Linked DNA regions of Homo sapiens: region 2 is linked to region 1. A link is a loop called in an ENCODE intact Hi-C map of the cell type or tissue named here. Cell type or tissue: OCI-LY7. All regions are shown on one strand. Each heading gives the region's core, and the rest is flanking DNA. Links, peaks and the distances in the headings are about the cores only. Region 1 has its middle 61 kb from the start of SPRED1. Region 2 has its middle 39 kb from the start of LINC02345.

Region 1 (15,632 bases), core at 6,371-10,370:
GAGTTGATGGATGCAGCAAACCACCATGGCACGTGTAACCTATGTAACAAAACTGCACGTTCTGCACATGTACCCCAGAACTTAAAATATAATAATTTTTTAAAAATTCTGCAATTAAAAAAATAATACAAATATTAGCTGAGCATTGTGGCATATTTGTGTAGTCCCAGCTACTCAGGAGGTGGAGGCAGGACAATCACTTGAACCCATGAGGCGGAGGTTGCAGTGAGCTGAGATCACGCCACTGCACTCCAGTCTGGGTGACAGAGCAGGACTCTGTCTCAAAAAATAAAAATAAAAAAAAAAAGGTTTGGAATAGGAAGACAAGTTTCCAGGACATTCTGATTGTCTAGCAAAGAGATCTCTGTTCCAGGCATGAAGAAAAGCAAAGCAAAAAGTTCTTTGTCCTATACAGGTTTAATCAAAGTAATATGGGGAGCAACAAAAGGGCAGTTGGCTGGATGAAGAGGGTTGAAAAATGTGGTGCCTTTTTTTGTTGTTGTTTTGTGACAGGGTCTCCCTATGTTGCCCAGGCTGGCCTTCAACTCCTGGGCTCAAGTGACCTGCCTACCTTAGCCTCCCGAAGTGCTGGGAGTACAGGCATATACCACTGCACCCACCTGGTCTTAAACTTTACAGAAAGACAGTAGTGATGACGTTAACAGAAGGAGAGGTGAGAAGAGGAGATCTAGCAGCATTTGTTTAGCCGGCTATTATAAACATCAGGCTACAGACAAATCGAGAGATTGGGCCCAAGATACAGCTTTACTATTCATCCACATGGACACACAGAACTTCTCTGAGGGAAGAAACCCAGGACAAAGTCATGTAAAAAGCTTAGTGGATGGAAAATTTAAGAAGAGCCAGTGAACAAACAATAGAGGAAATGGAGGGAGGAGGGATTAGAAACTTGAACATCAACAAGAAGGGACTAGGGCTTTCCTAGCATCAAAAGCAGAAGCAACAAATGTCTGTGAAGTACTTGCTTATTTATTTTCCTATGTGCCTCACCTTATCTTAAATTTCTTAAAAACAGGAACAGCCAGCACGATGGCATGAACCTGTAATCCCACCTACTTGGGAGGCTGAGGAAGAGGAGATCACTTGAGCCCAGGAGTTCAAGGCCAGCCTGGGCAATATATTTAGAGATTGGCAACCCCATCTCTTAAAAAAAAAAAAAAAAAAAAAACTTAAATATTATTTTTAAAAACCAGGAAGAGTCTAATTTATTCTTGTTTCTCCAGTGCATGGTCTGCAACTAAGTAGTCAAATAATATGGAAGAAAAGAGGGAGGTTGGAAGGTAAAAACGAAGTTAGGAGAGACGGAGAAAAAAACTAAAAACAGTTGGGTTGGAGATTCAGAGAGAGTGTTTTTAGTAGCATGCTAGAAGTAAAGCCAGATTGCAAGTGGTAAAAGGGATGACTAAAATAGAATGAAGACAATAGATACTGATTATTTTTTCAAAAGGGCTGCTGGTGGACAAAAATTGGGTGCTTACAGAAGAATCAGGGACTAGTTTTTGTTTGCTTTTATTGTGTTTACCGTGATGGAATACCACTTGATATATTGTTCTGATTGTTTCCCTGACATTTAAGGCGTTCAGTCAGTCTTGCCCTTATTCAAAAGTCTTTTTGGTTTTTCTCTTGTTGTTTCCCAAACTCTTAAGCCCTTGGGAGAAATTAGAGAAGGAACCCTAACTCAGGGTTTGACTAAGTTTGTCAAAGAACCAATTTCTTGACAAAAAAAAAAAAAAAATGAAAGGAGACATATTTCCCCCAGTAGAGATTTCCAGAGGCAGAGAAGGAGGAGGAAGTAGAGAGAAAGCCAACTGTGGATTCCAAGAGCAGATTATGAGGGCTCTGCCTTTGCAGCAGCCTCACAGAAGGAGCTGAGACCTGAGATTAAAAGGACTGTGTAATCTGTCTATGAATACAGGGCTTTGAGTAGGCTCAGCAAAGTTGCCTCCTGGTCAAGAAGTGTTAAAGCAGACTTCTTAATGGTGACCTGTGCAGACCAATAACCAAGAGAATCATTGCTGCCTTTTCTCATTCTCTCCTCATTCTCAAACCTTCCCACTGCATAAGATCCATTAGGAGGAAAAGGTAAATGCTGAGAAGAATAGAAGTTCCTTTTTTTCCCACAACATCAGCAAAATTGGGCTCTGAGTTGGAAATTAAGATGCGTTATAGAAAAGGAAGAGAGAGAAGTCATTAGCTGAGATCCACTGGAGCAGGTTTGTACGCAGAGGAGAAGGTGCCACGGAGAGTTCAGTACAAACCGGAAGCACCATGCTCTTAACTGGATAGCCCTGAAAGAGAAGGCAAGATAGCAGAGTCAGAACTGAAGTCAAATCTCCTCAGATGGCCTCTATTTTTAAGAGAAATTTGAGGCCAAGTCATTGAAACAGAGAACAGAAAAGGTTTGAGAAAGCAACCTTGTGAGGAGTATGAAAAGACAAGCCAGTGTGTACACAGGTGAGCAGCAGACTGCCCAGCAGCCTTCTGAAAGCATGCAGTCAGTAATAATAGAGATCAGCATGGGTCTTTGCATTGATGTGTTGATTTATGTATGTATTTATATTCTGCTTTGTTCAACAAAGGATAGAGGTTGCTTGCAGGGCATACCTAAGAACAGAAAATAAAAAATAAATCAGAGGCAGAGAAAATATATAAATATATGTTAGGATAGAGTTCACAAGAAGGATGATCCAGGCAACATAATTCTGTGTGTTTCTGCAGCCCACAATCAGCCACCTGTACAAAGGAGGATCAGAAAATGTTAACATCTGGGGTGTTCTATGGGAACAGAACAAGAACAAAAGGGAAAGTACCGAGGTAAAGCCATTAGCTGCTCATGGCACTAAGCTTTGTTCAATGAGTGAAATCAAAGTGGGGTGCATGGACTAAAAGAATGTAGGGGAGGGGCCATAAAACACATTAAGACAAAGACCAGAAAGAGATGGAAAAATATACAGGAGCTTGTGATCAAAGACTGCATAGGACAGAGATATGCTCAGATGCTAGCTAAGGGAAGCCACTTAAGAGACTGCTGTGGACTAGGGAACAACGGCATATCCAGGCAATCCATCCCTTCTGAGCTAAACAATGTCAGAATACTCAAAACATTCTGTGCTTTTAGCCATTGGGTCAATGAATATTTATTGATCCCCAACTATGTAACAAGCTAAAAAACTGAGGACAAAAATATTAATAAATAAGACAAGGTTCTTGACGTACTCTAACTCAATGGGAAAACAAGGTAAGCCAAGAAATGCAATGCAAAATGATCAGTGACATAGTTGTGGATATGAGCACAATACTGTGGGAAGTGAGCTTAGTTCCATGCACAACTGCCTCACCCTGAGAAGTCAGGGAAGCATCACGGAAGGGACCTCTGCCCTGTGTCAGGAAGGATGAATTGGAATTTCAGGGAGGAAGCGTGACAGAGTGCAAGTGTGTAAAGGCTTGGAAGCATGAATGAGTACTATGTGTTCTGTAAATAAAAAGATTCTGTGCGGCTTATTCAGAGTACTTAGAGGTGAGTGGCCAATGAGGCTAAAAAGAGAGGCTGGAGCAGACTGTGAAGGGCATTGTGTGCTGCCGTGTAACTCATGGGGACTGAGGAACCATCTGAGGTTTTTATCCGGGAAGTGACAAGGTCAGTGGTGTGGAACAATACCTCCGCCAGCAGCATGGAGAATATCTCAGTGGAGGAAAAGAGAGTAATCAGCGAGACCTGTTGGGAGGCTAATGAAACAGTTCATTTGAGAACTAAACTGAAGTAATCATAGGTGAGGTATGTGATAGGTACTAGACAGACAGAATTCTTAAGGGTGCAGCAAAATCAACCACCTTGTTCACTTTCAGGGCACTACAAATAAGCATAATCTTTCAGGAAGGTGGCTGCAATATGTACACATGACTTTAAAAATGTTTGTACCCTTTGACCCCAGAATTCAATTTCTAGGACTCTACCTTAAGAAAATAAATCAGGCTTGAACCTGGCAGGTAGAGGTTGCAGTGAGCCAAGATCGTACCACTGCACTCTAGCCTGGGTGACACAGTGTAACCCTGTCTCGGAAAAAAAAAAAGAAAGAAAAGAAAAGAAAAGAAATCAGTTCTACAAAAGGAGATTTATGTTCAAGGATGCTCCCATCATGGTTTTTTTAATTTAAAAACATACTACATGTGCAATGATGGGAGAGTTGTTAAATAAATTATGGTATATTCATACAATAAACTACAATATAGGCATTAAAGAATATATTTTCAAAGAATATGTAATGGTAGTCAGGTGCAGTGTTGTGTGCCTGTAGTCCCAGCTGCTTGGGAGGCTGAGGTGGGAGAATTACTTGAGCCCATCTAAAAGAGTTCAAGTCCAGCCTGGGCAACATAGTGAAGTCCAGCTTCTAAAAAAAAACAAAAACAAAAAAGAAAGAATACGTAATGGCATGTGAGAATCTCATAATAAAATATTTAGTTAAAAGGCCATAAACTGAGATACAGTTTGATATAAATTTTCTGAATATACATATGTATGAATTAAAATATTAGATTTAAATTCACCAAAATGTTAATTGTGCTCATCTCTGGGTGGCAAGATGCTTCTCTCTACCTTTGCATGTCTTCCAAATTGTTTTCAGTGAATATGTATTGCTTATGTAATCAGTTATTTTTAAAAATAAGTGAATAATGCAAAACATACTTACAACTATAAAGAGAGTTTGAACTACTAGAGAAAACAAGCAGTTGAGAGATAAATAAGTCTGACTTGCAGGCATCAAAGATGAAGCAAGTCTAGATAATCAAACCCACACTGACATTGGCAGCGGTGATGACATCGTCAAAAATTAAGAGCCTATGTTCTCATTGCTGCTTCATTATCAAAGATAAAGGCAACTGAAAGGAAAAAAAAAACCTGTTATTACAATGCTATCATAGGTACAACCGAGACACAGTTGGTGGATTTTTATGAAGATACTCTTAATACATTTAGTGACATCCCTTTCTAATTTTATATCTTTTGGAAAATTCTCGACATAATGTACCCAGATTCCAAACTGTTATAAAACTCAAATAACCAGATTTTCCCCTAGGAAAACCTGCAGTAAGCATTGCTTTTCATAACAATGGTACTGAAGTGCTGTTAGATATTTAGGTACTTACTATTATCCCAAAACTCTCATGTGATATTCAGAGTAGTTTTTTTTTTTCCTACAGTTAATTCTACAAAAAAAAAAAAAAAAATTTCATGGGTGACATAATGGAGTTAATTATCTAAAATATTCAATTAACCAGAGGCCCCTCCACAATTCTCCAACAATGCTAAATGAAGTAGATTTTGCACAAATGCATCATTTCTTAATTATCTTAATAGCTGGTTGTTAGATGTGAACAAGCATCTATGTTATCCTCACTTACAGAAATGTTATTCTTAACCTGAACCTGTACAGCCAATAGGAGCTAGAAGAAGACATTCATCCGTACTGACAGGTCTCCCTTTAAATTCATGACATTCCTGACTAATAACTTTAAGCATGCAGTTCATGAGGCCCAGCAGGCATAGCACATTTCCCTGATTCATTTACTATTATACTCTCCTAGACAACAATTCTCCTCTCTCCTAAAACTTCTAACACCTCCTCCCCCATCTTCACTTTCAGCTCTTGACCTTGATTGCTATTTCCCTGAGAAAATAGAAACAATCAGAAGAGAACTTCCACAAGTTCCCACCAACACACAAGCAACTCCATCCGCCCACAAGCATCTGGGCCCAGATACACCGCCTTCTCTCCTTTACCAGGGATGAACTTTCCGTGTTGCTATCTAAGGCTGAACTCTCCGCCTGTTCACTAGATCCCAATCCTTTTAAATATTCAAGAACATTGTTCCAGAAATTCCTCCCCTTTCCTTCTCCTGCATCACCATTTTCCCCCTCTTAGCCAGATCATTCCATCAGCATATGAACATGATGCTATTTCTCCCATCTATGTTGCCTTCCAGCTACAAATTCATATTTCCATTCTTCTTCACAGCAATTCCTCTGAAGACTTATCTACACTCGTGTCTCTAAAATCTGTTCTCCCATTCCCTCTAGAATGCTGTTTAATCAGGCGTTTGCCTCTTCCATGTTCCAAAACTGCTCTCCAGCAATGATGTCCACATTGCTAAATCTAATGGTCAGTTCTCTCATTTGACGCCTCAGTAACGTTTAACATCATCGTTCGCTCTGTCCTTCTGGAAGTATTTTATTAACTTCTCTCTCAGGACACCACACTTTCTTGGTTTTTCTCCTACTTCCCAGCCACCTAACATTTCGTACCCTAGGATTTGATATTCCCTCCCATCTTTCCCAGCTGTCTCCATGACTCACTCTCTCGCCTCCTTCAGATGTTTGCACAGATGTCACCTGCTCAGTGAGACGTTTCCTGTCCATACTATTAAAAGTAATGGCAAAAACCGCAATACCTTTTGCACCAACCTCATATTTAAAATTGCAACGCATCCCTCCTTTAATACCCCTAATCTTTTTCTTCTCAGTACTTATTACCATCTCCAGCGTTATCTATTTTGTTTATCTGGCTAGAGGTTACTCTATATGTACCGTTTGCTGTAGCTGTAGGTAGCAGAAGTTAAACTTTCCTGTGGTATCCTTATGTTCATATCCTCTGTTGTCCTTGGGTTTCCCTAGAGACACCCCAAATACCTGAGATGCACAGTTCTTTCCCGTTGTTATTATACAGGAGCCCCATTGGTGCTGTGGTGAGGTGTGAGGGGAGAAGCAGCATTCTATAGTCCTAGGATTGGGTCTCAGCCTTTTCGTGAGCCTGTGTCCCCAGCCTGTGACCTTCATGGGTGCTTCTCCGTTTTGCTTTGATTTGGTTTGGTTTGGGTTTTTCCCATAGAAGAGACAGGAAAGTTACTCAGGGCTCGAGTTGAGTTTTTTCCTTCTCCCAAGGCAGTTAGTCTCCAGGAAGACCCCGGTAGTTTAGACTCTGGTAAAATCGTTTCTCTTGAAGGCAGTCCTTGTTAGGAAGAACAGAATGCTCTGGGCACATTTCAAAATAGCTCATTTTCCTCTCCCCCTGCCAGAAGCACAAGGGGATTTTTCTCTGATCTTCACTATGAAAACCTGATAGAGCTCTTGAAGGTAAAACTCAGGAAAGCCTGGGGGCCTCCCTAAGACTGGGCCCCTCTGGAGTTTTTAACTCTCAAACTTGTACACACTGAGCCTTCAGCAATTTGGCACTTACAGATTAGGTTTTCCTACCCCCATACTGGTTCCCACTGAGTTTTAACGTAAGTTGTGATTCTCTGTATCTGCCTGGCTGGCTGGCTGGCCAATATGGGGGCAAAGTTTGCCCTATGATCTCAGTTCTCTGATGGATCTAGAAAGAGTTATTGATTTTCAGTTTGTTCAGCCTTTTTCTTGAGAAAAAAAAAGCTTGAGAGATGACTTTCATGCTCCTTGTATGTAGGACCAGGAACCAGAAGTTTATTTTACATATTTTATTCATTTGTTTCTATTATCCTTCTCACCTACTAAAATGTAAGTTCAAGAAGAGCAGGCATTCCTGTCTGTTTGTCCACTGCTTTATTCCCAGTGCCTGGAACAGTACCTGACACGTGGTAGATGCTCAGTTAATATTTCTTTGAAGAGATGGAATGAATGAACAAAGAATCTCTCAGTAGTTTCCAGTAGAGAAATTTGTTAGTTGGGACCATTGAACATAGACAGTCCCTGCGCCTGGAAAGGTCTTTCCTGTCCCCAGCCTTCCCCTTTACCTGCTTAACTCCTAATACATTCCTCAAGTTTCAGCTTATATGTCAGCTCTTCGGGTAAACCTTTCCTGAACTTTGGGTTGAAAATCATGGCACTCATAACCCTATTACCTGGCACACTTATTGTAATTTAATAATTAGATAATCATTTATTTAAATTTGTATCCATCACAAGGTTATAAGCTCTTTAAAGGCAGGTACTATGTTTTGTCTGTTGATTTTGGTACAAGCAGCACCTAACAGACTGCTTGACTAGATGCTCAATAAATATTTGTTGTATGAATAAAGGCAACACCTTGTCTGGACAAGACAACTGGATTAGTACCACTTCACAAAGTCCTCTAGAACTTAGTGCCTTAAAACAACAATAATCATATATTGTCTCTCATGGATTCTGCAGGAATTCAGAGTGGCTTAGCTGGGTGGTTCTGGCTGGGGAATTGCATGAGGTTACAGTCAAGAAATCAGCCAGGGCTGCAGCCATTTGAAGGCTTGAGTGGAGTTGGAGGAGGCATTTACACGGTGTATCTTCCACATGCAGGCTGTTGACAGAAGGTCTCAGTTCCTCCCCATGCAGGTGTCTCTGAAGGCTATTTAAGTATCCTCACAACATGGCAGCTGGCTTCCCCCAAAAGTGGACAACATAAAAGAGAGCAAATGGAAGTGGTGATATTTTTTATGGGCTATCTTTAGAGGTCACAGATCATGACTTCTTGCCACATTTGGTGTGTTAAAAGTGAGTCGCTACCTCTGGTGGACATTGAAGTGGCAGGGAATTAGACTCCAGCTTTGAAAGGAGTTGTGTCAAAGAATTTATGGACATGTTTTAAAACCACCAAATAACCCATTAACAAATTAATGGATAAGGAGATGAGGAAAAATTTGATGTCATGACTCAAAATCAATTTTCCCAGTTTTAGAATAGAGAAGCAAAAATAACTCCACAATAGTTTAAGAGCACTATAATAAAAAAAATCAGACAGTAGATTAATATTTGGGATTACTTCTTTACTTTAATACCAACATGGATTCAGAAGTAAAATGTTCACAAATGCTTTGACATCTGAAAGCATCCTGGAAAAAAAATTTTTTTGACCAAATCCTGGAAGGTCAAAGGCCAATGGCCAGCACAGCTCTGCAGAAAATATCAGTGAGTAAAGTAAGGAATGAAACAATTGCAAAATAATAGCAACTTCTATCCTTGCAGAGTTTACAGTCTGTCCACTCATTGATTGCAGGGAACAGGAATATAGAATTTTGTTTTCTGCTGATTTATATCAGCCATACATCTGATCCTAGGATTGGAGAACTGTGCTGATAAAGGGCAAGGTAAGAATTTGAAAAAGGCATAACTTATACAAGCTATTGTAATAGTACCATCATACGTATTGCCAAGCAGAACTTTAGCACAAACCAAGATCCCTTAATCACTTTTTGTGAAGAAGAGGTTAGTATCAGTGTCCTGGCTCCCAGTTAGGGCATATACTGTCTTGTTAAAAATCTCTTGTTTTAATTGAGTGGTGCTGTCTCCTTCCCTTCCTTTCCTGGGCCATTTTTGAGCACGGAAGAATGGTTTGTGAACCATGTAAATAATAAATAACCCATGCCACACCACATTCACATAAAAAATGGTGGTGACTCATAGTGGCAAGAAGTCCAGTTTTAAAAATGTGTGAGTATGTTTGTATTTCTTTTTCATCTGAATTCCTACAAAGTAAAGATTTCACATAAGTGATTTTTCCATATGACAGAAACTTACTCCTTCAGGCACTCACACATTGTTATTTAATTTTAACTATTGTTAATGGAAACATTTGTAAAATACCATAGATGATTCTACACTTTTAAACTAAGTATGCTAAACTTCAACCTTTTCTTGATGATTCTAGATTCTCTTCATGGTTATCAAAAGTTGTTCTTTATTTTACAAGGCAATGGAAGGCCAGGTGAGGTGGCTCCCTCCTGTAATCCCAGCACTTTGGGAGGCCAAGGCGGGTGGATCACCCGAGGTCAGGAGTTTGAGACCAGCCTGGCCAACATGGTGAAACCCTGTCTCTACTAAAAATTAAAAAAAAAAAAATTAGCTGGGCATGGTGGTGCACAGCTGTAGTCCCAGCTACTTGGGAGGCTGAGGCAGGAGAATTGCTTGAACCTGGGAAGCAGAGGTTGCAGTGAGCCAGGATGGCACCATTGCACTCCAGCCTGGGCAACAAACAGTGAAACTCCATCAGGCAACATAATACAGCAGAAAGTTTATTGAATTAGAAATCAGAATGACTTCATTGAGTTTTTTAACCTCTCTGCCACACAGTTTCCTCATCTGTAGAATGGGAATATTATCTTCCCTGGAGTTCTCTTTGTTGATGATAAATATTAAATTATATAACACATGTAAATATTATCAATTATTAAATATTAAAGTGTAGACACTGAAACAAATGACTGTTTCAGCCCAAGAAGTGTTACATGGCTATGATTTTGGTATTCTTGTGTTTACTGTACCTGCATCATGATTCCCCAAAGCAGTTAGATTATGTCTAAAGTTACAGCAAATAGATCCTGAGTAAATGGATTCTACTTTAAAAAAAAGAAAAAAGTCTTACTTTTGTTCATATAGGTTTTATTTAAAATTCCACATATTTTTGATATCTGGAGTTCTCTTTTGCTTATTTTTTCCTTCTTTGCTCTTTTTGGCTAGTTGAGTTTGATAGATGGGAGATTTCTGAGTCACTGAAGTTTTATAATCTGTGTAACTTTTTTCAGCATGAACACAAATGCCATGAATATTTAATGTAATATTTCCCATGTTGACTGTTTCTCAAAATAGATCTAGGTATATAAAAATATGGCCAATGCTGACATATTTTTTTCAGTGTGAGTACAGCCACTGAGATCAGTATAGCCACACACCGTGGCCTACGTGGTTAAGTTTTCCAAGCATTTGGGGAAAGTGTTACATTGACATAGTTCTAATATTACCATCAGGCTTTAGAACATGGATTCCTAAGAAACCATAAGTTCAGCCAGCCACATTATAAACAGAGTAGATGGCACTGGGGGCATTATCCCTCCAGAGTTGTTGCATAAAGCAATGTGTCTCTCTTCCAAAGAAAACCCTTAACCTCACCTTCATAATTTCATCACAGAGCAAAAGAATAACTGAGCTACAGAAAATGCAGGCTCCAAATTTGACAGTGGTTCTGAAAGTCATTTCAGGCAATGGCTAAAGCAGTAGTTTCTAAATGCTGGACTGTGGCCGAGGGCATCAGACTTAGCTGGCAAACTTATTCCTAGCTCTGACATCACACTACTGAAATCAGATCTTTTGGAGATGAGGCATAGGCATCTGTACTTTCAACAAAACATCCCGGTGATTCTCCTGAGCAGGCCATATTTGAGAATCACTGGTCAAAATTAGGTAATTGAGATTGCCCCCACTCTGCACTATCTCACAATTGATAGAATGCTCCACAGAGAGGCACCGGACTCTACCATTCTCCCCCGTCAATAAACACTCATCTAACAATAGTACTCTGATTTCTATTCCTTCACCAACTATTTACTCAGCTCTTACCACATGCATTGTGATGGCTGCCAAATTTACAATAATGAATAAGGCAGAGATGGTCTCTTCCATCCATGAGCTCAAAACCCAGCGGTAGGAGGAGGGGGAGGTGGTGTATTACATATTAAGCAAATAACCATTAAAATTTCTGTATATCATGAGTGCTATAAAGGGAAACAATAGAGTGTTTGAGAAAGTATGACTAGTGTTCAACTATTAATGGATATGAGAGTTGTCAGAGAAGACTCCATCAAGAAATAACATTCAATTTGAGATTTGAATAATGGGCATCGTTTAGGACTATGAGCAATCCAAGATTAACAGCAGGTACACGTACCCTGCTGCAAGAGTTTCACTTCTTGCTTATGCTTGTTCTCAAATCGGAGTCTCGGATCCACTGAACAATGTGCCTTAAGGCAGCTTAGGAAAAGAACAGTCAGAATGAGAAGGAAGTCCACAGCACCAGTGGAGCCCATTAAGAAATCCCAGACCTGGATGTTTGTTTATTGTCAGTTTCCAATCTAGGGGTCTCTTAATCAGATTTTACATAGTTTAATCTAAAACAGTGGTTCTCAATCTTGGCTGTACATTGGAATCTCCTAGGAAGCTTTTAAAAATTCTGATGCCTTGGCTTCACTCCTAGAAATTCTGATTTAATTGGTCTGTGGTGTAGTCTGAACATGAGGGTTTTCTAAAGCTTTCCAGATGATTCTAACGTGTAAACAATGTTGAGAACCACTACTTAAAATAGGAAAATATTATATCTAAATTTATCAACAAGGAAAGTCAAAGGAGAGTTATAACAATCTGTGTGTTTTATATATCCCTGTTGGAAAGTGAAGAACAGCTGCTAAAATTGAACCTTAAGTCACTAGCACACCAACCACTAAAGATGGCCTCATTGACTCTCTGCTTCACATACAGATGACTCTCTTCAGCACCTGATTTGCTTTTATGAGGCAATCTTTTACATCTATGGCTGTGTGTGCTGGGCTAAGAAAGAAGATGTACATGAAAGTTAGCAAAATATCTTTTCCCTCAGAAAATTTGAAGTCCATTTGGAAAGACAGGACTAACAACAACAAAATAATAAAATGAATACAGTTCAAGGTACTAGTTAAGACAACAGAAGTTCAAGAAATGGGGGCAAGAAAAGCTTCACTGAAAGCTGGGCTGATCAAAAGAGACAAGAATATATAGGATCTAAGTGATACGGGAAGAGCAGAAAAACCAAGGCAAAGCAGCAGGAATAACCATGGTAGAAAAAGAGAATAGGGAAGAGACCTGCCTCATCCCCCACAGTGGGAGTTGAGAGTAACAAGAGATCAGCAATCTCTCCTGCTGAAGTTGGTCAATGACCAGCAGCCATTGTTACATCTTGTTTTTCAGAGAACCATTCTTCTTAGGCATCTTCCTTCATAATGAAGAAGGGTGGTTTCATTTTTCCATTTCCTTCTGTAGGAAAGATGACTAGCCATTGATTTCCAAATGTTTAGATGTCAACAGCCAGGTTTTACAATTTTTAGTTTCTCATAGATCCCCTTGTCCCCCTGGGCATAGGTAGGTAGAATAATCTCTCATATTCAATCTCTCAGGTATAAATTTCTCCAGATGACATACACAAAGGGGAATAAAATCATAACTATTACATATTATGTGCTTACTAAGGCACTGGGGAACATGAGGTAACATACATTATCTCGTTTAATCTTCACCACATTTCATTAGGAAACTATGATTCCCCATTTTTCAGATGAAAACCATGATGCTCAGAAACAGTAAGAGATTTGCCCAAGTTTGCACAGTAAGCAGTGGAACTGGCACTTTCACCCAAGTTTAACTTGTAGGTACTGCCTTTTAAAAATTTTATAACAGACAAGAAATTAAGATTCTTGGTATTGCTTTACTAAATCCAAGACCTCAGCGATCACTGTGCAGCAGAAACATCTGTGGCACTTTTTTTGACTATAGAAGTTTGGACCATCCCCCAACCCCACCTCAGAACAACTGAGAATCTCCAAGGCAGGGCCTAGAAATCTATATTTTTTAAACCCCACACATGATCATGACGTACAGCTTGGATGGAGAACAATGGGCCTATTCAGTGGCAAGGGCTGGGAAACATTTGTGTAGCTTAAATGCTACTTCCTGTGCTTATATGCCGGTCTATACAAGGCTCCTCACTTTGAAATATGTGTAGCATTTTTCTATTTAAACTGTTGGAAACAACCATAATAAAGAAAACAGCGATGATGAAAACTAATAGAAGCAAGTTTGAAAAGACACTCTACTATGGAGAAGCTCAATAAATCCCAAGTTTGGGACACTTGTGAAATGTCACCATTTCTAGTCAGTAATGGCCTATGGGATTGTTGCATTCTTCAAAAAGTATTAAAACATATTACACTAACCCTGTTTTTTTGGTTTGCTAATGTGCTTGTGGAGCTGAAGGCTGTTTGAGACTAACACAGTTGTTGATTTCAAGCTTTTCAGCATATATTTACTGCACCCTTAAAAATTATCTTCTTTAAGGCCAGGCACAGTGGCTCATGCCTGTAATCCTAGCACTTTGTGAGGCTGAGGCAGGCAGATCACGAGGTCAGGAGATCACGAACATCCTGGCTAACACGGTGAAACCCCGTCTCTAGTAAAAATACAAAAAATTAGCCGGGCGCAGTGGAGGGCTCCTGTAGTCCCAGCTACTCGGGAGGCTGAGGCAGGAAAATGGCGTGAACCTGGGAGGCGGAGCTTGCGGTGAGCTGAGATGCGCCACTGCACTCCAGCCTGGGTGACAGGGTGAGACTCCATCTCAAAAAAAAAACAAAACAAAAAAAACAACAAAAAAAAACTTTTTAAAATACATGCTAATAGAGGTCAGATGTTTACCACCATGGCAGAAAATGTGGTTTGAGACAGATTTGGGCATCATCAAATAATGATGATTTTGTTCACCAGTCACAGTATCAGCATTTTTTAATGTTTTTACAACTAGCATGTGATTATTGCAGGCAAAGGGGCTTGGACTAATCATGGTAGGCTGGGAGAACCAGAGAGGACCTTTAGAATATTTGGAAATAAGGGGGGGATAGGAAAATTTGGGTCAATCCTTTATCTTTTTGTTGGGTAGCAATTAGTTTTCATGTTGTTCAGAGTATCATTCTGAAATGATCATACTCAAAGCTAAATTTTCTTTCATTTGGAGCAAAGGACTCTCACTCAAGGGCTGTCTGTATGAAATGAGACCTAAAAAGGAAACTTCCTAAAAAGGAAATATTCTTTCATCTTTGTTAAGAACTGAAAGACATAAATGAAATAAAGTTTTATAAGCTTTATGAAATCTTTTGCTGAATGTGGCTTTTTGGAAGGTCTGTACTAATAAATTGTTTCACAAGCAATTGAAAATGACGAAGAAAGTAATGCTGTCAAGTTGTTTGCTATTTCCTAAGTATAAATACAAGATAATATAAGTAATAAGTCAACTTCTGGAGATAAGAGTTTACCTGTCATGACATCTTATGTAACAACTTATAACTTCCCAGGTTTTCAATAACAGACAAGGACACAGCAATTAAAGAAGAGTTTGGGAACACATTAACTCAATACAAGCAATAAAATTAAGGACATAAATTCATTTGCCTACCACCTCTTGCATATTTATTTGTCACAAATGGTTTAATACAGATAGGGAGGGCAGTCTACCTAGCATCCCCATATTCCATGATTAGCTGGGAGGTGGCAATTATCCGTGGCAATTAACACAGAGAGAAGGTAGAGGAGAGCAATTAACATCACAATTTCTGTGCTTTATGCAAGTCCAAATTGCCACCGATTTTTTAGTGGTAGTTTTATACAATTAGAACCTTCTGCCATTTGATGAGACCAAATCATTGGAATTTATTTTGAGAGCAATCTCACCTAGTGGGAACATCTCAAAAGCATCAACCAAAATAATGGACATGTATTTAACAGAGGAAAACCTAAGACAGCAAAGTATGGAAAATTAACTCACTATGTAAAGCAGTTTTACCGAAATAACTTTGAAATTGTAGGTTTACAGTGATCTACCAAATATTGGTGGCTCTTCTGAAAGCACCATCAACAGATAGATCTGGTATGTGCTTCAGAACATCACTACTCCAAGCCCCACTCTTGTCAGTAATGATCTTTTGCTCACATAGGTTGGGAACAGACTCACTTGCAAAGGTGAAGACAAAGGTTAAATGATGCTGAAAAAAATTTTAAGACGAATTCCCCATTTTACACGTTAGTTCTGGGTTTACAGAAT
Region 2 (15,632 bases), core at 7,683-11,682, 190 kb before region 1:
TGAGGCTTACCCGGCTCCCACAATGGGTACGGATGTGTTGCCTGCCCTTGGGGTGGGGCATGGGAGATGGGTAGCTGCTACTCTGCTAAAAGCTGAACTTACCCAGTTTGTCATCCAAACTTTCCCCTGGAAGTTGTAAGCCTTCAAACAGATTCTAGATCAGACAGGTTTTGCCAGTGCAGTTGTTGTCTAGGTAGGAAGACAGATTCCTGGTGCTTCCTGCTCTACCATCTTCCCAGAATCCTCGACTTAATCTAGTTTTATAAAATTGGGGAACCAACCTTAACTCAAAAAAAGAATTTAAACCTCTCCTCCATCCAGTCTTTCTCTGCAGAGCAGAGGATCCACTGTTGGTGTCCCTGTGGCCCAGCTGGAAGGTGAGGGAAGTAATACAGTGACAGAGAGGGAGAAGTCTACAGTGAAAGCCTAGTGACCCCAGAGAAAAGGGCCCAAGAGGCTCCCAGGCCTCCATTAGCAGGCTTCCAGATTAAAACAGTGTTCAATAAAAAGGACAATGCAAGATCCGGCTAAGAGAGTCAGGAACTAGAGGAGGAGAAGCATGACAAGATTTTCCAGTGGCTAGTAGGAAACAAGGCTCACATATTCCCTGAGCTGGAGTCTCACTGTTCTCATGGCTTTTTACCTGGTGCCCCTACCCTCAGATATGGATGTAAGGAAAGAGTTAAAAAAGATTATGCTAAAAGGATACCAAATATACTAAATATACGACTTGATAGTCATTGCAATTGGTTGCGCTTTTGATTCAACCTCTCATTCCAGCTGCTTGATAATCTCTGGGATCCTGCATCTGCACTTACCATGTCAGCTGGTCCACCCAGCTTCCTATCACACTTCAGTTCCATAAATGGCTGCCTACAGAGGAAAGCTTCACATGTGCCTAAAAACTCCCTTCAGATCGTCATCAGCCCGTATTCAGCCACAAGGAGGTCTTTCAATCTGAAACTCCAGAGATATTAATATCTATCGCTGTACAAGCCAGCCCAGTTCTGGGAAGGAAGGAAGGGAAGGGAATGTGTGAAGACAAGAGTGAGTGGTGGGTGGGGAGGACTGTTCTGTGCATGTTCCTATCACTTTAGTAGCTCATCAAAGAGAGCAAACGTCAGCACCTCTTGATTTGGTTTTGACTCCCCCAGATTTCTACAATTTCAGATTCTTGTTTTAAGTGCCAGTAAAACCTTTTCCCTTGGGGCTAGGGAACTGTGCAAAGGAAATAATAATACTGGCAGAGTGATTTGTTAGGTGTTCAATGGTGCTAAATCCTTATAAGCAAAAGCTCTCCCTACCTCCACCTATTTGTGCCCTCCCTACGCCCACATACCAGCCAATCTGGAAATGAGGAAAAACACTACAAAAGAGGAAAGGCAGACTCAGCCCCTCTCTAGGGACCTTTGTGCCAGCTACAAAGGAAAGACCACTACAGAGGTAAAAAAAAAATCTTTCTCCTGTCTTTGCCACCCACTCCCCCAATCATGCTCTTAAGACTTAAAGCCACAAGTCAACAGAGCTTCTCCACATTGTTCTTTTTCCCTTTTCATTCAGATTCCAAAATAATCAGAGAAACCCCACCTTACTTTCTCACTCCACAGGAGATGAACCATGCAGTTTGGTAAAATTATTTTGCATCCTGCAATCAGATTTTTATTTCTCCTCTTTCCCTCTGATGTAGCTTGCATTTCTTGGACAATAATGGTTAGAAAGTTGCCTCAGTAACAGGCCTTGGCATTTCTCACAAAGTCCAAATTGGTAACTTCCACCGAAGAGCCCAGTGGCTAATCCCAAATGTGCTTTCTAATTTATGCTCTGTCTGATCCAAAACTGCTCTGTGAATTTCCCACTGTCATGTTCCTGCAGTTCAGTCAGTCATTTTGTAGAAGCACATGATCCTTAGGATCCCAGCACTATATGGCACGGCTGCAAAAATTATTTTTATCTCTGGCTGCTCTATGAGGACTCAGAAAAGATATAAGAAATAGATGAGAAAATAACAAAATTGCGTTTCCAGAGGTATATTAGAGTGGACTGTTATGCAATCCCCTCCAAAAAAAAAACAAACAAACAAACAAAACCTGTATTCACTTTATCCACACGATGGTGCTAGCCTCAAAAAAATCGCCCTTCTCAGTCTTGCAAGAAGAATGAAAACAGTTCCACTTCCCTCTCATTAATGGCAAAGCTGTATACTGTAGCCAAGGCATCACTTACCTAGGGGGACGTTAATTCTGCAAATAAGCACCTAAAATAGATGGGTTCATCCTAATCCCCTTCCCCACCCCACTTCCCAGGGAGATAAAAAGGAACAAAATCACTGTTCTTTTCAACTCACTGATTCAATCATTTTAGCAACCCTGGGGCGTAAGAGTGATTCATGCTGGGCTTTTGGATGTGTGCAATCTTGGCACAGACCCTCACTACGCCTTAGAGGGAGCTGAGTGACTTGGGAGTATGTGGGGGAGCACTAGTCAACCAGCAGTCTAAAGCTCCTCATTGGGTTCTAATAAGTGTTGCTGGGAATGAAAGAAGATGGGAGCACCAGACATTTCACCAGGGTCACTGAATGAAAGAAGTGGATTCAACGTGGGCGCCTTCCAGGCTAATGGGCAAAGAAAACTAGGAAGTCTGTTTTGGGCTTCTCAACTCAAAAATATGCTCTCTACCTGTCTAATGACCAAGTTTCACCAGCTGCCTCTTCTTTTTATGGAATTTAGATCTTTCACTTAAATGTCTTAAAAGCTCAGGGTAATCTTGTTAAGCATGCTAAATAGTGCTTAGGTAACATTAAGATGCCAAATGGAACCAATTACCAGGTGTATAAACAAATAATTTTTAAAAGCAGGAAACCTGTCAAAACCAAAAAGCACTCTCAACTTTAGAAAGGGAGAACCAACTGAAGCTCTTTAATGGCTCTAAGTAAGCCCTTACCTGAAGCTGATACTAATAACAATGATAACCATGAGCAGTGATATGGGTCCAAAATGTCTTCAGACCTGGCCCTGGACACTGGCAGCTTGATGACGCCTGTGATTTGGGAACTAGCAGAAGGCACCACTTACCATTACACCCAAACATCCCCCTGTGGCCCTTTTACATGTTTAAACCCTCCAACTTTAGCCCAGCTGCGAAGAATATTATTTCTATAACTTCTATCTTAAAACATACATTCTAACTGAGAAGGAAGAAACGACTGAAGGAAAAAATTCTCATTAGGATGAATGAGTTCATTAGATTGGCTCATTTATCCTTAGAATAACAAGGGGGTGGCACGTGAGGAGATGGCATGTAGGATAACTAAATGTCAACAAAGAACAAACAGTTTGACAGTCATAAGTTCTGGGAGAAAAACGACCTGGGAGACGGCAACAATGAGTTTGAAAGGATTTTTCTGTTTATCACAGATCAGACATAAAAATGATGATTCACAAGTTCAAAAGATTTTACAGATGCACTCACTTCAGCTCACACCGTGTCTTTTGTTTTAATGTGTAGTTGTTGCAAATATTCTAAATGACATTTTAAAATGCAAATATTTTTAAATGACATTGTAAATTCTGAAAATGTCATTTAAAGCCCAGATTTAGGGCTTCTCTTTAAAAAGTAAAAAGGTTTTTTCCCATAAGTTCAATTGTTTTAATTTTTAACTCCCAAAATAAGTGAAAATGTGGTTTGTCTTTCCCTCCTTGGCCTATTTCACTTAATGTCCTTCAGTTCCACCCATGTTATTGCAAATGACAGGATCTTGTTCTTTTTTATGGCTGAATAGTACTCCATAGTATGTATGTATCACATTTTCTTTATCAGTTTGTCTGTGGATGGACACTTAGGCTGCTTCCAAATCTTGGCTATTGTGAATAGTGTTGCAATAAACATAAGAGTGCAGATATTTCTTCAGTACACTCATTCCTTTTCTTGTGGGTATATGCCTAGCAGTGGGATTACTGGGTCATATGGTATTTCTATTTTTAGCGTTTTGAGAAACTTCCAAACTGTTCTCCATAGTGGATGTACTAATACACATTCACACCAACAGTGTACCATGGTTCTTTTTTCTCCATATAATCGCCAGCATTTGTTATTGTCTGTCATTTGAATAACTGGGGTGAGATTATATTTCATCGTAATTTTGATTTGCAGTTCTCTGATGATCAATTATGTTGAGTGCCTTTTCATATGCCTGCTTGCCATTTGTATGTCTTCTTTTGAGAAATGTTTATTCATATATTTTGCCCATTTTTAATCAGATTGTTAAAATTTTTTCCTATAGAGTCGTTTGAGCTCCTTATATATTCCACCTATTAATCGCTTGTCAGATAAGTAGCTTACAAATGTTTTCCCCCATTCCGTGGGTTGTGTCTTCACTTTGTTGAATTTTTCCTTTGCTCTGTAGAAGCTTTTTAACTTGATGTGACCCCATTTGTCCACTTTTGCTTTAGTTGCATGTGCTTGTGGGATATTACTCAAGAAATTTTTGCCCAGACAAATGTCCTGGAGAGTTCCCTAATGTTTTCTTTTAGTAGTTTCATAGTTTGAGGTTTTAGATTTAGGACTTTAATCCATTTTCATTTGATTTTTATATATAGCAAGAGATAGGGATCTAGTTTTATTCTTCTGAACATGGATATCCAGTTTTCCCAGCACCGTTTATGAAAAGACTGTCTTTTACCCTCTGTGTGTTCTTGGCACCTTTGTCAAAAATGAGTTCACTGTAGAGGTATGGATATATTTCTGGGGTCTCTATTTGATTCCATTGCTCTCTGTGTCTGTTTTTATGCCAGTATCATATAGTTTGGTTACTATAGCTCTGTAGTATAATTTGAAGTCAAGCAATGAAGTTCCTCCAGTTTTGTTCTTTTTGCCCAGGATGGCTTTGACTGTTCTGAGTCTTTTGTGGTTCCATATAAATTTTAGGATTTTTTTTTTATTTCTGTGGTGAATGTCATTGGTATTTTGATAGAGATTGCATTGAATCTGTAGATTGCTTTAGGTAGTATGGACATTTGAACAATATTGATTCTTCCAATCCATGAACACGAAATAACTTTCCATTTTGTTGTGTCCTCTTCAATTTATTTAATCAGTGTTTTATAGTTTTCTTTTTTTGTTGTTGTTGTTGTTGTTTTTTGAGATGGAGTTTCGCTCTTGTTGCCCAGGCTGGAGTGCAATGGCATAATCTCAGCTCACCGCAACCTCCACCTCCCAGGTTCAAGCGATTCTCCTGTCTCAGGCTCCCTAGTAGCTGGAATTACAGGCATGCGCCACCATGCCCAGCTAATTTTACATTTTTAGTAGAGATGGAGTTTCTCCGTGTTGGTCAGGCTGGTCTTGACCTCCCGACCTCAGGTGATCTGCCTGCCTCAGCCTCCCAAAGTGCTGGGATTACAGGCGTGAGCCACCACACCTGGCCCAATCAGTGTTGTATAGTTTTAATTATCATGATCTTTCTCTTCTTTGGTTAAGTTTACATCTAGGTATTTTATTTTATTTGTAGCTATTGTAAATGGAATTGCTTTCTCGATTTCCTTTTCAGATTGTTCACTGTTGGCATATAGAAATGCTACTGATTCTTGTATGTTGATTTTGCAGTCTGTACCTTTAATGAATATGTTTTAGTTCTAGCAGATCTTTTGGCAGATTTTTTAGGTTTTTCCAAATATGAGATTACATTATCCACAAACAAGCAGAATTTGACTTCTTCCTTTTGAATTTGCAGGCCCTTTATTTCCTTATCTTGTCTGATTGCTCTAACTAGGATTTCTAGTACTATGTTGAATAACAATAGTGAAAGTGACATCCTTGTCATGTTCCAGGTCTTAGAGAAAAGATTTTGGTTTTTCCTCATTCAGTGTTATACTAGCTGTGGATCTATCACATATGGCTTTTATTGTATTGAGGTATTTTCTTCCATACCCAGTTTTTTAAGGGTTTTTTTCATAAAGGGATGTTGAATTTTATCAAATGCTTTTTCAGCATCAATTGAAATGATCATGATTTTGTCCTTCATTCTGTTGATATAATGTATCATGCTGATTGATTTGCATATGTTGAACCATCTTTGCATCCCTGGAATAAATCCCACTTGGTCATACTGAATGATCTGTCTAATGTGTTGTTGAATTTGGTTTGCTAGTATTTTGTTGAGGATTTTTACATCACTGTTCATCAGCGATATTGGCCTGTAGCTTTCTTTTTTTGATGTGTCTTTGATTTTGGTATCAGGGTAATACTGGCCATGTAGAATGAGTTTGGAAGTATTCCCCCTCCTCAATTTTTCAGAATAGTTTGAGTAGAATTGGTTTTAGATCATCTTTAAATGCTTGGTAGAATTCAGCAATGATGCCATCAGGTCCAAGGCTTTTCTTTGCTAGAAGACTTTTGATTATGGCTTCGATCTTGTAACTTGTTATTGGTCTGTTCAGGTTTTGAATTTCTTCATGATTCAATCTGGGTAGGTTGTATTTGTCTAAGAATTTAACCATTTCTTTAGGTTTCCCAATTTATTGGCATAAAGTTGCTCATGGTAGCCTGTAATTATCCTTTGAATTTCTGTGGTATTGGTTGTAATGTCTCCTTTTTCATCTCAGAATTTTTTTTATTAGGGTCTTCTCTCTTTTTTTCTTAATCTGGCTAAAAGTTTCTCGGTTTTGTTTATCTTTTCAAAAAACAAACTTTTCATTTCATTGATCTTTGTGTATTTTTATTTAAATTTCATTCATTTCTGTTAAGATTTTTATTACTTCTGTTCTTATACTAATTTTGAATTTGATTTGCTCTTGTTTTTCCAGTTCTTTAAAATGTATAATTGTGTTATTTATTTGAAGTTTTTCTACTTCTTTGAAGGTGCTTATTGCTATATCCTTTCCTCTTAGTACTGCTTTTGCTGTACCCTAAAAGTTTTATGTTGTGTTTCCATTATCATTTATTTCAAGAAGACTTTCAATTTCCTTCGTAATTTCTTCATTGACTTGCTGGTCATTCAGAAACATACTGTTTACCAGTGTTTGTACAGTTACCAACATTCCTCTTGTTATTGATTTCTAGTTTTATTCCATGTGGTCAGATAAGATACTTGATATTATTTCAATTATTTTGAATTTTTAAGACATTCTGTGGCCTAACATATGGCCTATCCTTGAAAATAATCCATATGCTGAGTAAAAGAATGTGTATTCTGCAACCATTGGATGAAATGTTCTGTAAATATCTATTAGGTGCACTTGGTCTATAGTGCAAATTAAGTCAGATGTTTCTTTGTTGCTTTTCAGTCTAGGAGATATGTCCAATGCTGAAAGTTGGATGTGGAAGTCTCTGGCTATTATTGTATTGGGGTCTATCTCTCTCTTTAGCTCTAATAATATTTGTTATATATATCTGGATGCCCCAGTGTTGGGTGCATATACATTTAAAATTCTTATATATCCTCTTGCTGCATTGACCCCTTTATCAATATATAGTGACCTTCTTTGTTTCTTCTTATAGTTTTTGTCTTGAAATCTATTTTGTATGATATAAATATGGCTACTCCTGCTCATTTCATTTTCATTTGCATAGAATATAATTGTCCATCCCTTTATGTTCAGTCTATGTCACTTTACAGGTGATGAGTGTTTTTTATAGGCAATAGATCATTGGATCTTGTTTTTTTTTTTTTTTTAACGAATTAGCCACTCTATGTCTTTTGGTTGGAGAGTTTAGTCCATTTACATTCAATGTTATTATTGATAAGTAAAGACTTACTCCTGTCATTTTAAAATTTGTATCCTGATTGTTTTGTGGTCTTCTCTTCCTTCTTTCCTGTCTTCCTTTAGTGTAGGTGATTTTCTCTGGTGGTATGTTTCAATTTCTTGCTTTTTGTTTTGGTACATCTGTTGCATGTTTTTTGATTTGAGGTTACCATGAAGCTTATAAATAATATCTTATAACTCCTTATTTTAGACTAAGCTCAACTTAATGCTGATTGCTTAAACAAAGTAACAAGCAAGCAAAGAGAGAAGTAATACAAACTCTACACTTTAAATTCATCCCCCACTTTTTAACTTTTTGTTGTTCCTATTTATATCTTATTATATTGTCTGTGTTTTGAAAAATTTTTGTAGTTACTATTTTTGATAGGTTCATCTTTTAGTCTTTGTACTCAAGATATGAGTAGATTACACACCACAATTATTGTGTTATAATATTCTGTCTTTCTGTGTACCCACTATTACCAGTGAGTTTTGTATCTCCAGATGATTTCCTAATGCTCACTAATGTCCTTTTCTTTCAGACTGAGGAAGTGGATTTAGCATTTCTTGTAGGACAGGTCTAGTATTGATGAAATCCCTCAACTTTTGTTTGTCTGGGAAAGTCTTTATTTCTCCTTCATGTTTGAAGGATATTTTCACAGGGTATGCTACTTTAGGATAAAAGGTTTTTTTTTTTTCCTTCTGCATGTTACTTATTTCTTTTCTCTTGCTGCTTTCTTTATCATTGACCTTTGGGAGCTTGATTATTAAATGTCTTGAGGTAGTCTCATTTGGATTATATCTGCTTGGTGTTCTATCACCTTCTTGTACTTAAATATTGATATCTTTCCCTAGGTTTGGGAAGTTCTGTTATTTTCTCTTTAAATATACTTTCCACCCTGGTATCTCTCTCTCTCTTTCTCTCTCTCTCTTTCCTCTTTAAGGCCAATAACTTTTAGGTTTGCCCTTTTGAGACTATTTTCTAGATCTTGCATTTATGCTTCATTCTTTTTTATTCTTTTTTTTCTTTTGTCTTCTCTGGTTGTGTATTTTCAAATAGCCTGTCTTCAAGCTCACTAATTCTTCTGCTTGATCAAGTCTACTGTTAAGAGGCTCTGATGTGTTCTTTAGTATGTCAATTGTATTTTTCAGCTCCAGAATTTCTGCTTGATTCTTTTTTTAAAATTATTTCAATCTCTTCATTAATTTCATCTGATAGGATTCTGAATTCTCTCTCTGTGTTATCTCAAATTTTGTTGAGACTCCTCAAAACAGCTATTTTGAGTTCTCTGTCTGAAAGGTCACATATCTCTGTGTCTTTGGTACTGGTCACAGGTGCTTATTTCATTCATTTGGTGAAGCCATTTTCTGGGTAGTCTTGATGCTTGTAGATGTTTGTGGGTGTCTGGATGTTGAAGAGTTAGGTATTTATTATAGTCTTCTCAGTCTGAGCTTGTTTGTGCCCATCCTTCTTGGGAAGGCTTTCCGAGTCCCTTTTCAAAGAGATTTGGGCACTGTGATCTAAGTCTTTGGTCACTGCAGTTGCATGTGCATTAGGGGGCACCCTAAGCCCAGTGATGCTGTGGCTCTTGCAGGCTTGTAGAGGTACTTCCTTGATGTCTTGAGTGAGACCTGAGAGAATTATCTGGATTATCCAGCAGAGACCCTTGTTCTCTTCCCTGACTTTCTCCCAAACAGAGTCTCTCTCTCTCTCTCTCTCTCTCTGTCTCCTCCCATCACTCTCTCCCCACTTGAAGCTAGGGGAGGAGTGACAGAAGCACTCCTGTGGCTACCACAACTGGGATTGTGCTGGGTCAGACCCAAAGCCAGCACTGGGGTCTCACTCAAGGCCCGCAGTTACCACTGCTTGGCTATCACCTATGTTCATCAAGGCCTAAGGGCTCTGTAACCAGCAGGTGGTAAATCTAGCCAAGCTCATGTCCTTCCTTTCAATGCAGTGAGTTATCCTTGGCCCATGGTGGGTGTGGGTCCAGAGATGTCATCCAGGAGCCAGGACCTGGAGTCAAGAACCTTAGGGATCTACTTGGTGCTTTATTCTACTACTGCTGGGCTGGCACCCAAGCTTTAAGACAAAGTCCTTCTCACTCTTCCCTCCTCTTTTCTCAAGCAGATGAGTCTCTCCCCATGGTCACCACTGCCCCAGGCCCACAACAAACAGTACCTGGCTACCACCATGTTCACTCAAGGCCCAAGGACTCTTCAGTCAGCTTGTGGTGCATGTTACCAGGCCTGGGATTCTCTTTTCAGGGAAATAGGCTCCTCTGTGGCCCAGGAAGGATCGAGAAATGCTGTCCAGGAGCCAAGGCCTGGAATCAGGAACCCCAGGAGCCCACTTGGTGCTCTACACCGCTGAGTAGAGCTGGTGGTACCCAAGCTTCAAAACCAAGTCCCCTTACTCTTCTTACCTCTTCTTTCCTTAAGCAAAAGGAGTCTCTTTTTGTAAGGCCCACAGCTGGGAATGTGCTGGGTCACACATGAAGCCAGCATGGCTCTGAGTCTCACCCAAGGCCCAAGGTGAATACTGCTTGGTTGCTACTGCTGATTATTCAGGACCCAAGGGCTCCTTAATCAGTAGGTGATAAATTCTGCCAGGACTGAGTCCTTCCCTTCAAGACAGCGGGTTTCCTTCTAGCCCAGAGTGTGTCTAGAAATGTCATCTGTGAGCTAGGGCCTAGAAAAGAGGCCTCAGGACTCTGCCTGGTGCCCCATTCTACTATGGCTGAGTGGATATCCAAGTTCCAAGACAAAGTCCTCTTTACTCTTCCCTCTCTTCTCCTCAAGCAGAAGGAAGAAGTTTCTCCCTGTGCTGCCTGGGGTTGGAGGAGAGGTGACCTTCCCCTGGCCACCCCATCTGGTCATGTGTGCCCCAAGTCCACTGGCTCTGAGCCAAGCACCGCACTGAGATTTGCCCAGGAATTGCAGTGCTTGTGGCTTAGACTGCCTTTCAAGTTTATTTTGAACCCCACAGCAGTTTAGCCAACAGTGGTGCTGGTGAAGCTTGTTGGAACTCAGGTTCCAACAGCCAGGATAAGTGATTCTCCTCTGGCTAGGGCTGGCCTAAATGCTCCCTCCGTGGGTGCCAACTGAGTTCTGCCTTCTGTTGCTTTCCACTGTGATAGGACAACACTGAGGTCATATGTAAAATTGCACAGTTACTGCATTCACCCTCCCCAAAGTGCACAGATTCTCTCTGAGCCAAATGGGTTAAGGGAGAAGTGATGGAGGCGATTCGAAGCTGTCTTTCCTACCCTCTTCAGTACCTCTTCCAGTGATGTGAAGTTAAAACCAGGTATTGTGATTGTTCACCTCAGTTTTCAACTTCATGAAGGTGCTTTTCTTGTATTGCTTAATTTGTTGTTCCTCTGGGGGGGTGTATAATTGCTGGAGGCTTCTATTTGGCCGTCTTGCTCTCCCTTCTGTTGAAGAGTAAAAAGATTTGTCACTATTAGACAGAATTCTCATGTGACAATAATTGCTCAAACAGAAATAACAGCTATTAACAGAGTACAGGTCTGTTTCTTTACAATGGTTTCCATCACCCCTATTGCATTATGCCCAGTCTATTTTACTCATTTGTGCCACCAGTATGCCCTTGTAGGTCTTAATCAACCTTTATTCCTAAGGGCACCTAGAGAGAGGATCCTTAAAAGGGAAATGACAGTGCCAATTGTTTGGGGAGGTGCCAAAAGACAGATAACTTTTGGAAAACAGTACTTGACAGAAAAAAAAAAAAAAAAAAAGGAAACACCAGACTGAGCACAATGGCTTATGCCTATAATCCCAGTTCTTTGGGAAGCTGAGCGCAGGTGTTTGAGAACAGCCTGAGTACCACAGCAAGACCCCATCTCTACCAAAAAAAAAAAAAAAAAAAAAAAAAAGCTAGGCATGGTGGTGCACACCTGTAGTCTAAGCTATTTAAGAGGCTGAGACAGGTGTCAGGGGAGGATCCCTTGAGCCCAGGAGTTTGAGGCTGCAGTGAGCTATGATCACACCATTGTACTCTAGCCTACGTGACAGAGTAAGACGCTGTCTCTAAAAATAAATTAATTAATTAAATAAAAAATTGTAAAAAGGAAACAACTTAGAGCAAAGTTAATACATTACAGCTCATACTGGGCTAAGTAGAAAGCACAAGTGGTTCCGGTGATTTAGAGCAGTGTGAGGAAAAAAAGACCATTGAAAACTGTATGATGAAAAAGTTTTCCTGAATCTCAGCTTCTGATTTATAAGAAGGCAAACCAGGAGTCTTCTTAACAGGTCATATGAACTTTAGAAATAGGCAAAGACTCCCTGTGCAGCAGGGATGCAGCCTTAAGTACTTTCTTTCTCACAGTTCATGGATGAAGACCGAAGGAACTGAACAGCAATAACGGAGGTTTGGCTTAGGCTGAACATTAGGAACAAACCCCCTTCCAATATTATATATGTTAAATCTGAGATAGCTGCACAGAATGATAAATTATTTGCACTTAAGTGATCTGTACCCAGTCTTAATTTATTGCTGGGGAGTGAGTGATGATATGAAGAGGTCAAGGCCATTGAAAGAACAATTTGTTGCTACTCACAGTTCCCCTAGAAACAAGAGGCACAGCACACCATGCAAGGCCACATGGGGAAGCAGCAGAGTAGATCAGGAGGCAGAAGCAGGAAGGAGCATGGCCTAGAGCCTTTATTGTGTTTTCTTCATGAGAGGCAAGGTGGGACAGGAGAAACAGCTTAGTACTGGCTAGTTTGAATAATGTCTGTGGGCTCTGATATAGCATAGGAGTGGTGTCTAGTTGCCTGGTATGATTCAGAGCAGGGAAAGTATTGAAATGTTGTATGGGAGTTAGAGAAATGAGGTGGTTGAGCTTATGGACTCAGGATTGGTTGGAGAATTTGTAATACGATTTTGAGCACCTGCAAAAGCTTGTTCACAGGGGATACGTAAACAACTTTGCCCACTGGTTTGGCCCTGTGATTAATGAATGCCAAATAGACAAATACAGAATCTAAGAAAACACAGAACATAAGTGAACACTGAGAAGCATTCAGTCCAGTCACTTCATTTTACAAATAAGGAAGTTGATATTTAAAGATGTGACCTCATTTGTCCAAAATCCACTGAAGCTTGCTAGCAGCACTGCATAAAATAAAATCCCTATGCACTATTCCCAACTCTATGATCTCTTGGCTACACTATATTGACTTATGCAGATAATGCAATTCCATTCATGTATTGGAAATCTAAAGCAGGGATTAGCAAACTTTTTTGTAAAAAATCACCCAGTAAATATTTTATATTAATGCTAATATTTATATTATTTTAATATTTATATTATTATTTTTGTAACAAGTCACCTAGTAAATATTTGCAAGTCATACAGTCTCTGTCACAACAACTCAAATCTGCCATTGTAGCACTAAAGCAGCTGTAGACAATGGATTAAAAAAAAATGGGTGTGGCCATGTCCCACTAAAACTTTATTCAGCAATGCTAAAATTTAAATTTCATATTAATTTTCATATGTCATGAAATATTATTTTAAAATTTGTTTTCAATCATTAAAAAATGCCATAACTATTCTTAGCTTGTGGGCTATATACAAAGACAGCAGGCTGAGTTTTGCCCATGAACCATAGTTTACTGACCCTTGGGCTAAAGAATTTGTGTGTAGACTTCCTATGTAATCTCAGATGATTGAGCCAAATGAGAGTTCAACACTCCAGGTCTTTATTTCTCCATTGATAAAATGAGATAAATACACTATAAGGTCCCTTGTGGACCTGTGGCCTTGAGGTTTTTGCAAAGGATACTCTAACACAAAAATGGGCTGTAGGCTCTTTTATGGGAAGCTCTTCAGAATACTTCTACCTGAAATATCTCCAGGAACCACAGCAATTCAGGAACTACAGTGTGAAGAACATTAGATACACAGAATATTAAAATTAAAAAAGATCTGTTGGATGATGTTTAGGAAACATGATAAGAGACATTTCTGTACTTCTCAAAGCTACTGTAAATTAGGAGTACCCAAAGAATTGGAGAAGGTCCCCTAAAACACACTCTCAAAGACTTGAGTGCAGGTAGTTAATGTCAAAGGCAAAAATAAGAGACACAAATGAGACAGGGAAAATTGAGATAGGGAAATGAGTAAACAATAAAATTGTGTTAGTGAACAAGTAAGTGCCATGAGTAACTAGAGGTCAGTTCTGCTGGAATCTGTCTAAGAAACTATGATGTGGCTTTGGAATTGTTTAACAGAGGGTGGGGAGGCCTAGGCATTTATCTATCAAGTCCAGTTTTTCAATGATTGAGGGTTGTTCTGAGGGTGTAAACTCACCCACACTTTTTTTTTTTTTTTTTTTTTTTTTTTTTTTTTTTTTTTGTGAGACAGAGTCTCTCTCTGTTGCCCAGGCTGGAGTGCAGTGGCACGATCTCGGCTCACTGCAAGCTCCGCCTCCCAGGTTCACGCCATTCTCCTGCCTCAGCCTCCCGGGTTGCTGGGACTACAGGCGCCTGCCACCACGCCTGGCTAATTTTTCATATTTTTAGTAGAGATGGGGTTTCACCATGTTAGCCGGGATGGTCTCGATCTCCTGACCTCGTGATCTGCCCACCTTGGCCTCCCAAAGTGCTGAGATTACAGGCGTGAGCCACCGTGCCCAGCCAAACTCACCCACACTTTCAGGTTTTACTTGCAAGAGTGCAGACTCTCCCAGATTGCTGAAGAAATTCGTCAGGCAAAGAAAAGAACCTGGATGAAAGTGGGAAACTATAAAAATGCTAGAAATACCGACCGTGGTACTCAGAGGGGAGCTAAAGAGATAAAGTGTGGTTGTCAATATTTTAGCTGCAGGGATGATAGAGGGAAGGGGGAAATCAACATTTTCTAAAGTCATTTGACCTCAAAACACTTTTTTCTATGAAGCATCCCAACTTAATTGACTCTAGAACTCCTTCATTCATAAAGCATCTGTCCTTGGGGAGATACTGCAATAAGGTAGATAGGATAATCTTAGTAAAATTAGAAGATCTCTTCAGGGTCTATTTTCTAGGATCAAAATGACAAAGCATTCACTAAATACCAATAAGCTTCTGATATCCCTGGGGCAGAAAGTAGGCCAATTCATTCCACACAGTGCCAGGCACGAGGTCAACTCCAACATGAAAAGCACAGTGAAAAACAATTTACCTCCAAATGAGGTTGCCATCTGAAGTGAGGCATGTCAGAGGAGGGACAGAATGTTCAAAGTGTGGTTGGAATCAAGACAACGCATGACCATCTGCCATCCAAGTACCATCTTCTGAATCGTTTAGCCACCTGCACACCTGTGCAGGCATGTCACATTGAGGAAGGGATTGCCATGCCATCATAATGAGCAATAAAAACAAAAGCTCAAGAAATCACTCTTAGGCCTCTGATACCATTACTTTCCTAAATTTAGAATCTGCCCCCAAGAAGAAACATATGGAAAAAGAGATTCATAAGCCTAAATCCTAAATCTAAACAAGACTGAAGTTTCTGTGTGATCTGAATTTTTAGACTACCGGGTCATATGTGGAAAATCAGCAAGCTGTTAAAGGAATAGCATGGCAAATGCTGAACAGATCCTAATCTGGAATCCATTACGTATCTTCTCATTTTGAACTTTGATCAACACAAAAATCACCTCTTCTCTAACCTCATTCAGATTTCACCTCTAGATCTACTTTTCCCAGGAAAGCCAAATAAATCCATCCAAAACTAATTATAGAGAAGTGCCTCTAAGTGCTCAAAGCAATCAGTTCCCCTAAAGAGCTTTGCACAAAAGAGCACAGCTCGCCTATTCTAGTTCTTTAGACCTTCAACACCAGAGATTGGGTTTGTGTAAATGTGATGTGCTTGTCTAGGA

Evidence for each region. Peaks named below come from ENCODE experiments on the same cell type or tissue, not always from the same donor. Only the 100,000 strongest peaks of a DNase experiment are listed, where the experiment ranks them.
Region 2: a loop joins it to region 1, with 2.2 times the contacts of the local background. A loop is called at or near these places in 2 of 110 quality-filtered maps.

What each region holds. Positions count from the first base shown.
Region 1 is chr15:38,184,320-38,199,951 of GRCh38, forward strand. No RefSeq gene overlaps it. Among named protein-coding and RNA genes, the nearest start is that of SPRED1, 61 kb to the right of the region's middle. In OCI-LY7, for the core only: CTCF peaks have their summits at 8,576 (motif pointing left) and 8,776; DNase peaks (open chromatin) are centred at 6,412, 6,882 and 8,382; H3K4me3 peaks cover 2,383 bases; H3K27ac peaks cover 3,048 bases.
Region 2 is chr15:37,993,787-38,009,418 of GRCh38, forward strand. It overlaps a transcript of TMCO5A not described here. Among named protein-coding and RNA genes, the nearest start is that of LINC02345, 39 kb to the right of the region's middle. In OCI-LY7, for the core only: CTCF peaks have their summits at 9,290 (motif pointing right) and 9,490; a DNase peak (open chromatin) is centred at 9,315.